Linked DNA regions of Homo sapiens: region 1 is linked to region 2. Evidence: chromatin contacts called from ENCODE Hi-C data. All regions are on one chromosome and are shown on one strand. Each heading gives the region's core, a stretch centred on a gene start or an enhancer-like site at or near the end of the contact. The rest is flanking DNA. Distances are from core to core; before and after follow the strand shown.

What was found. Hi-C counts contacts between places; a loop is a spot of excess contacts on that map. Pooled maps may share reads with other maps.
Region 1: a pooled map shows a loop between it and region 2 (2.4-fold over the local background). The contact joins the promoter of STEAP1B here to the promoter of RAPGEF5 in region 2. A Hi-C loop is called at or near these places in 1 of 50 pooled maps.

What each region holds. Positions count from the first base shown.
Region 1 is chr7:22,497,911-22,501,606 of GRCh38, reverse strand. STEAP1B (STEAP family member 1B) reads left to right here and starts at 1,419. Exons shown (of 5, transcript NM_001382447.1): 1 at 1,419-1,493.
Region 2 is chr7:22,355,267-22,359,541 of GRCh38, reverse strand. RAPGEF5 (Rap guanine nucleotide exchange factor 5) reads left to right here and starts at 2,388. Exons shown (of 26, transcript NM_012294.5): 1 at 2,388-2,712. The coding sequence starts at 2,482. RefSeq lists silencers at 2,243-2,632, 2,693-2,922 and an enhancer at 3,043-3,112.

The sequences.
Region 1 (3,696 bases), core at 170-2,669, 140 kb before region 2:
TTTCTAGTTTCACTAGAAACAACAGGTGTAAGATTCTATTTCCACCACAAGGTGTCAGTCCACGGTAATTTAATCTTCAAAGGGCTTTAAACTAATCCATGGAAAGTCAGTGACTACAGAAAATGCTTATATTAAAACATGAACAGTCTTCGGTGCCCTAGCTGTGAATAAAAAACAATCATGGAAAATGTGGTTGCGCGTTTATTTTCCTTTGTGTTTTCTACTCAGCTTAGTCCTGAGAATGTTGTATACCAAATCCCCAGAATTTTGCAATTCATGTCTCAGACCCTATCTCGAGGCTGGTTCCAACGGAGAGAAGTAAATCCCCTGCTCAAGTTGTCTTTTTCTAAAACCTTGGAATATTAACAGTTAACTTTACTTTAGGTTTGGAATACTTCATTGAGCTAGGATATGGGAAGCTGCACTTAAAAGCTGAGGCAAGGAAGGGAGGGACGGAGTAAACATGGGGTTTAAGGGTTTTTTTTTTCGGCTGGGGAGCAGGGTTTGTGCGATTAAAGGTACACAATTTGAACAATTCAGGGAGCAAGTCACTCTCAGAAATTCAGCTTCGGATTCCTCAAACTGTCAATCACAGCCACTTCAGGACCGGCTGTTAGGTTTTAAATAAGGTGGCTGGGCGCGGTGGCTCACGCCTGTAATCTCAGCACTTTGGGAGGCCGAGGCGGGTGGATCACGAGGTCAGGAGTTCAGGACCAGCCTGGCCAAGATGGTGAAACCCCCGTCTCTACTAAAAATACAAAAATTAGCCGGGCACAGTGGCAGGCGCCTGTAATCCCAGCTACTCGGGAGGCTGAGGCAGGAGAATCGCTTGAACCCGGGGCCGGAGGTTGCAGTTAGCCAAGATCGCGCCACCGCACTCCAGCCTGGGCAACAGACTGAGACTCCGTCTCAAAAAAAAATAAAATAAAATAAAAATAAATAAGCTAACGTGTGGGAGGGTTTGTAAGCTCTAAACGGTCTATCTCAAAGTGTGATCTGGGAATGCTTCCATATCTCATGGGAACTTGTTAGAAATGAGAATCTCAGACCTCATCCCAGACATACTGAACCGGAAACTGTGGGTGGACAGCCCAACAATCGGTGTTTTAATATGCCCCCGGGTAATCTTATACACGCTGAAGTCTGAGAACCACTGCTCTAGAGAAATGCACAAACGTTCCTTAGTGGAGATTAAACAAAAGGCGAGGGGTTGGAGGGCGCGAAACGGACCTCAAGGGCAGGGCAGACGGCATTTGAGAGGAAACTGGGAGAGGCCGGAGTGCGACTTGGGGAGTCTTAGCCTCCAAGGACGTTCCCGAACCCTGCGGACGCGGGGCGCCAGCAGGTGGCGCTGGACGCGCAACTGACAAGGAGGCGGGGCCTGCAGCAGGCTTGGAGGCTTCGCGCTCTGGAGGCTCAGGCGCCGCGTGGGGCCGGCACCTCCCGGCAGCAGCGGCAGCTGAGACTCACGGTCAAGCTACGGCGAGGAGTGGGTGAGTCCCTTGAATCGTTCTCACTGGCCGTTTGCTCCTCGAGTCCGCCTGCGTGTCCCTGCAAGGCTGGGCGCCCGCTCCCAGTCTTGGGAGGGGTGTAGCGGGTCGCAAGCCTTCTCGTGACCTGGACGGCGGCCCTCCTGGGCGAGCGGTGCTCAATTCTTCGCTTATGCGCGGCTCTGGGGCGCCCTGTCTTCCAGCCCAGCTGGGTTGTGGCCGGGCCGGGGGCTGGGGGGAGCCAGGGACTCAGAGGAAGCCTTTTCGCTAGGGGCTTAAGGTTGTGGTAGATTATTAAGTTTGTGCTCAGGTTGGATTTTGATGGCAAGTTTTTTAACGTGGCAAAGTCGCCAGAGTTTGCTGTGCATTGACGAATGACTGGTGCACAGTACTTAAAATCGTGCTACTTCTCGTCTTCGGGTTTCCTGGTAACAGAGGTTTTCATTTTCAGTCCTTAGAACACTGGCCCTACTCTTTCAGGATCTGGGTGGGGTTCAGGTTCCCTCCAAAATAGTCAATCAAGGCTTTAAATATGTAATTCTGGTCAAATCCACTGGAAGGAGTTTGTAGACATAAATTTTTTGTACACTTCCAAATTTCTTACTTTGTTACTTTTGTAAAATACATTTCCCTCCACATCCTGACGTGTAATAAAAGGTTATTCATTTAACATGAATGTTAAGCACAGAGGGAAAGCAATGCTTAAAAAGAAAAACAGCACAGTGAAAAAAAAACCCAAAAAACTCGACTTCACTTAGTTAAATGTAAAACAAGTGTGCACTTGAAAGTATAAAAGGTTGGAAATGCAGTGCAACCCACAATGTATTCCAGGCATTGGGTTTCTTCATATTCTCAACTGCGGGACATAAACATGAGTCAGTTGGGCTGTGCCAACATTTAGGAACACCAGGGCAGCCATCTTGGTACAGCAAAACAGCAGTCGCATTAGAAATGTGCTCCACTTTTTTAAAAGCGGGTGAAAGAGAACTTTGGGTCGAATTCTGGGGTTCCTAACATTTTAACACTAGGTTGTTTTCTGTTATTTTTCTTTTTATGAAAAGATTTTACTGTAGAACTTAAATTACATTTTGGTTAATGTCTGATGAAAACCAACAAATTTATTTGACTCATAGTTTATTTTCCTGGCTTATGGGCATAGAGTTGAGTGTGGGCCACACAGTCAACAAGCTTCCTCACTGTCATGGGCTTTTCCTTGGCTTCGCTCTTGAGTGTGGTCTCCTTACCATGCAGACAAATGGCTGGGTAACTCTCCAGGGCCACTCTGGTTTTCCACCCAGACTCTTTGTAGTGGCAATCAGTCAGCAAACACTGCCAACCTGCTAGCTACCCCAGGACTGGGTCTAGAAGACAGCGCTGAGCCTTTTCCTCTACTTCCCTTCCCATGCCACCATCTGCCTATAAAACTTTATCCTCTTCTAGGATACATCGCTCTACCATGCAGTTGAAATGCCTGCCTTCTCTCCTAGACCTCAAGGTTTTTCAGAGCAGAGGCTTTATCTCATTTAACTTTGCATTCCTCCTGCCTTACATTGTTGTTCACAATATAGTTACTGAATTCATACTGAATAAATGTGGGTGGATTTGTTAGCATCCTTACCATCCTGCACCTCTCAAAGTTAAAAGATCTTCTAAACATAGTGGATTATTTCTTACATTTGATTATAGTAGGTGACACTTCCATTCCTAGCACCTCCCTCCCCCACCCCACAAACTATTAAGTTGGTGATATGGTTTGGAGCTGTGTCTCCCCCTCAGATCTCATGTTGAAATGTAACCCCCAGTGCGGGAGCTGGGGTCTGGTGGGAGGTGATCGGACCATGGGAGCAGTTTCTCATGGTTTAACACCATCCCCCCTTGGTGCTGTTGTCACGTTAGTGCAGGGGTCCCCAACCCCCTGGCCGCAGACTGGTATCAGTCAGTGTCCTGTTAGGAACTGGGCTGCACAGCAGGAGGGGAGTGGCAGGCCAGCGAGCATTACTGCCTGAGCTCCACCTCCTGTCAGATGAACGGTGGCATTAGATTCTCCTAAGTACATGAACCCTATTGCAAACTGCACATGCAAGGGACCTAGGTTGTGTGCTCCTTATGAGAATCTAACTATTGCCTGATGATCTGAGGTGGAACAGTTTCACCTCAAAACCCTATCCCCCTTCCCCTACTTGGAAAAATTGTCTTCCACGAAACC
Region 2 (4,275 bases), core at 1,139-3,638:
CGTGGCTCTTCTGTGTACACATCCTACTATTCCCTGTTGTTTGCCTATTTTTATCCTGAAGCTAAATGGCATTTGTCATTTATCACCTTAACCTAAACCAATTTTCCAAAGGCCCTTCTTGAACTTTAGACGCTTGGTCTATCCCATAGAATCTAAGGAATGCTGGCCTTGCATTGAGCAACTGTGTGAATGGGTTTGAAGACCAGGAACCTGGACCAGGAGACGGAACACGTGTTCTACTTTGGAGTAGAGTAAGTTCATGGTATGATTCAATGTTGTCATTGGGGTGATGGGGCGCAAGCACCCACTAATCTGAGTGTCCTGGAGGGCTTCTAGTGGGCCAGGTGTTCACCCTTTAGTTGTATGTCATGGGGAAGTTGGAGGTATGGGGGTGAGTGGCACTCTGGGGCTCAAGACAACGACCAATTACCAACTGGAGCTGCAATATCTTAACACTGTAAAAACGGATAGAGTCTGACATGGTAACATACAAATGCAATTTCAGCCTTGGATAAATGCATGTGATAGGTATTTGGAAACTGTAATGGACTATGGAGTCCTATTATAAAGTCCTTTCCAGTTAACACACACAGCTTAAGGTGACAGGGTTTAAGGCCTTCTGCAGTGTGTTACTAGCATCCATTCTGGTATCTTCTCTTACTTCTTCATTATGTCATCTTTCCCTTCACTAGCATGACATATTTTCAGTGCCCAGTGAGTTCTGTGTGATACCACCTTTGTGTTTTTCTCATGTCTTTCTCTCTTTTTTTTTTTCTTTTTTGAGACGGAGTCTCACTCTGTCGCGCAGTGGCGCAATCTTGGCTCACTGCAAGCTCCGCCTGCCGGGTTCACGCCATTCTCCTGCCTCAGCCTCCCGAGTAGCTGGAACTACAGGCGCCCACCACCACGACCGGCTAATTTTTGTATTTTTAGTAGAGACGGGGTTTCACCTTGTTAGCCAGGATGGTCTCGATTTCCTGACCTCGTGATCCGCCCGCCTCAGCCTCCCAACGTGCTGGGATTACAGGCGTGAGCCACCGCGCCCGGCCTCATGTCTTTCTTCCTTACTTGAAGGACACCTACCCTCCTTCTGCCTGGTTGAATCTTCCCCACTCACCCTTAAGGTGCAGTTTAAACTTCCTTCCTTTCGTGGATTTAGCTTTGCCCATCCCAGGCCAGAAGCATTTCTCTCTCCTGTGGCCTGAAGTGGTCTTACCTACACTTACTTGGCAATTAGCAAGAGTACAAGTGCAATATCTTTGTTTTTCTGGATGTTTGTCTACTCCTAGGTTAAGTCTTACCTTCCTTAAGGGCAGAGGTCACAGTTCGTTCCTCCTTTTTTGTTACATGGCATGTTTTTATACATATTTGCCAAGCACCTACCATGTGAGTGGCTGAGGGCACAATGGTAAACCAACTCTGGACCCTGACCTCCTACGATTCTTGTCATTTTTTAAAAATGTGAATAAGCTTATTCAACTTTTGTAAGTCTTAGACAAAGATGGGGATCCCAGCGCCCCACTGATGAGAAGTCAACACCCTGGCTGGCCCTTGTTGAAGACAGATTGAGCTGAGATGTGAACATTCACACTCCCTGGCGTTTAAGGCACTGCTGGAATAGTTTCACTCTCAATGATCCAGAATTCCTGCCTCCTGGAAGGGTGTAAACAATGATTCACACCACGGCAGGCCTTTACAGTTCACCAAGCACATTCATCACAGCAGCGGGCTTTCAGGGAAGGTCAGGTTCTGACATGCTAACAGAGATTCACCTTCAGGTCACCAGACTTGCAGCTACTCTGCTCAACACCTATCATAACCAACAAAAGTTTTCTCCCTTCGTCCTTTAAGGATGCGTGTGCCAAGAAGGGTCGGCGCAAAGCAATTTTGCCTCATGGTGTTTGCCTTGTAGCGTGTCTATTTTGAAGTTCCTTGGCCAAAACAGTTCCCAGGAGTAAAGATTACGATGAGGGGCCAGGCTGTGCAAAACGCGCGGGAGGGCGGACGACTCTCCAGCACACTTGGTTGAAGTCCAAGTCAACCCCTGGCTATTCGAAGAAGTGAAGCAGGACTTTTCAGCCTAAGGGGTAGGGGGACAGGGACAGGACAGAAGAGCGGGTTTGCCGGAGATTCTGGGAATTCTGCACCTGTGGATGAGCCGGTGCCCAAGGTGCCCTCTTCCTCCCGGGTCCCGAGTGGGAGATCCGAGGGGGACAGGTCCCAGGCAGCTTTCGCAGGCGAAAGGGCGGGGCGGGGCGGGGCCCGCGCACCTGGGCGGGGAGGGGAGGAGAGAGGAGGGGAGGGGAGGCGCGCGGGGCTGAGCCTCGCGGGGGCCGCGGCGCGCGCCAATGGGCAGCGGCTGGCAGCGCGCCCCGCGCCCGAGCCGCAGTCGCGCCCTCTCGCTTCCTGGCGAAGGCGCGGACGGCGCGCGGAGGCGAGCGCGGTGGAGAGGAGCCCCCGGCGCCGCAGCGCCGTCAGGGCATGAGGATGGCCGTGGGCTCCGTCAAGATGCAGCCGCCGTGCGAGAGCCCGGCCCTGGCCGCCGCGGCGGCGGTGGTGGCGGCAGACGGCCCCCTGCGCCGCAGCCCCAGCGCCCGGGAGCCCGAGCGCGAGCAGCCGCCGGCGTCGCTGCGGCCGCGGCTGAGGGACCTGCCCGCGCTGCTGCGGAGCGGGCTCACGCTGCGGAGGAAGCGGAGCGCCGCTGGGGGCCGGGTGAGTGGCCCGGCCCTGTCCGAGTGGGCACGGGCGGCGCGCACGTGGAGCCCGCGCCCACCCCCCGGGCCGCTGAGGGGGGCGTCTGGAAGTTGGGGAGGTGGCGGAAGGGACGCCCTTCTGCCGGACTCGGCTGAAGAGGGGCCCGGGACGGCGGGTTTTGAGGTGCCACCCCCTGAGCGACGGCTTCCCCCGCCCCCACACCTCCCCCCCACCAGGCTGCACCTGACTTAACCCCAGGGCCCCCAGATTCAGGCTGCGGGACCGGGCATCGGCTGAAGACGAGCTGTTTGCCTCTTCTCGGAGGGGAAGCTGCAGGTGTCCAGCGTCCAACAGCCAGCCAGCCCTGTCCCAACCGCAAGCTTCAGGCCCCACGAGCGGCATCCCTGTTTGCAGGACGCATGCGACGTGTGTGCTTGTTTTGGAGGTGCTGTTGCAAGCTCTGGGCATCGAGACTGGTTTTGGTGGTCTCCACCGCCGAGGGGCAGACCCAGGAGTCGGAAGCTCTTGGGTGAGCTTCCAGTTCCTGGGTTCCGGTGTCTCCAGCACTTAATACTCCTGGACACCCTCTTGAGCAGGAGGGTGCACGCCCCCAAGAACCTTCAATATTGACTTCCTGATGGTGTGTTCAGATACGATTTCCTGGTGAAGGAGTGTCCCTCATTGAGTTCTAAGTGCATCTAATGACCTGAGCAGGTCAGGCATGTTTTGTATTTTTAAGAGAAGCAGGAAGGTCTGCTGATTGTCTCCTGGGATCTTTAAGAAGCCACCTAGGAGGCCCCGCCAGGGCCTCAGGACACAGAGCTGACTTACTCAGATTTCCCTGCTCACCAGGGTTTGGCGGCACCTTTGGTGGGTTCTACTCATCTTTTAAAAATTTATTATTAAGTGGTCTTTAATGAGAAGCTGCATCAATGTGGTTTTTCTTTCCCGTTTGGCTGTAATTTTTAAAATGCAGTCTTGTCTGACTTAAAACAAGACCTTGCTGGGAGACTTCTAGCTCTTTCAGAGATGGGTTTGTGTAAACTTGAGAGTGAGGGATAACCACTTGTTTTCATGCGCCCTCCTTTGGGTAGGGAAGGGTCTGAACTGATGTCGGTCTTCAGCTTCTCGAGGCTGCATCTCTCTTTTCCTAGGCATTTTCCATCTCAGGTGGAAAATGGTCCATCCCAGGTCCATCTCAGAAGATGTTCTGAGGATTCTCTGTGTGTGATGGGACATTCTTAAAGTCGGTGACCCAGAGAGTTTAGGAATTGCCCACAAGTGACCTTAACATGTGTGGCATTTAGGATTGCCTGCAAAGTAAGTGAGGAAATGTGTCCCCAAGATGTGGTGTCGGAATAAACAAGAACTGGAGTTATAGACTTTGCAGGAATCCAGGGAAAAGTAGGTCAAATTATGTTTCTATTATCCTTGACGGTTACTTTTTCATGGCACAGAATACTGAAGACATGAGGGCTGCCAGGCAGTCTGCGACAAGAATTGCTGAGGGTTTCTGTATAAATAGATCTATAGTATTTATTTGCGTTCATACTCATGTTTCTTGCTGCCTGGGAGGGTGTC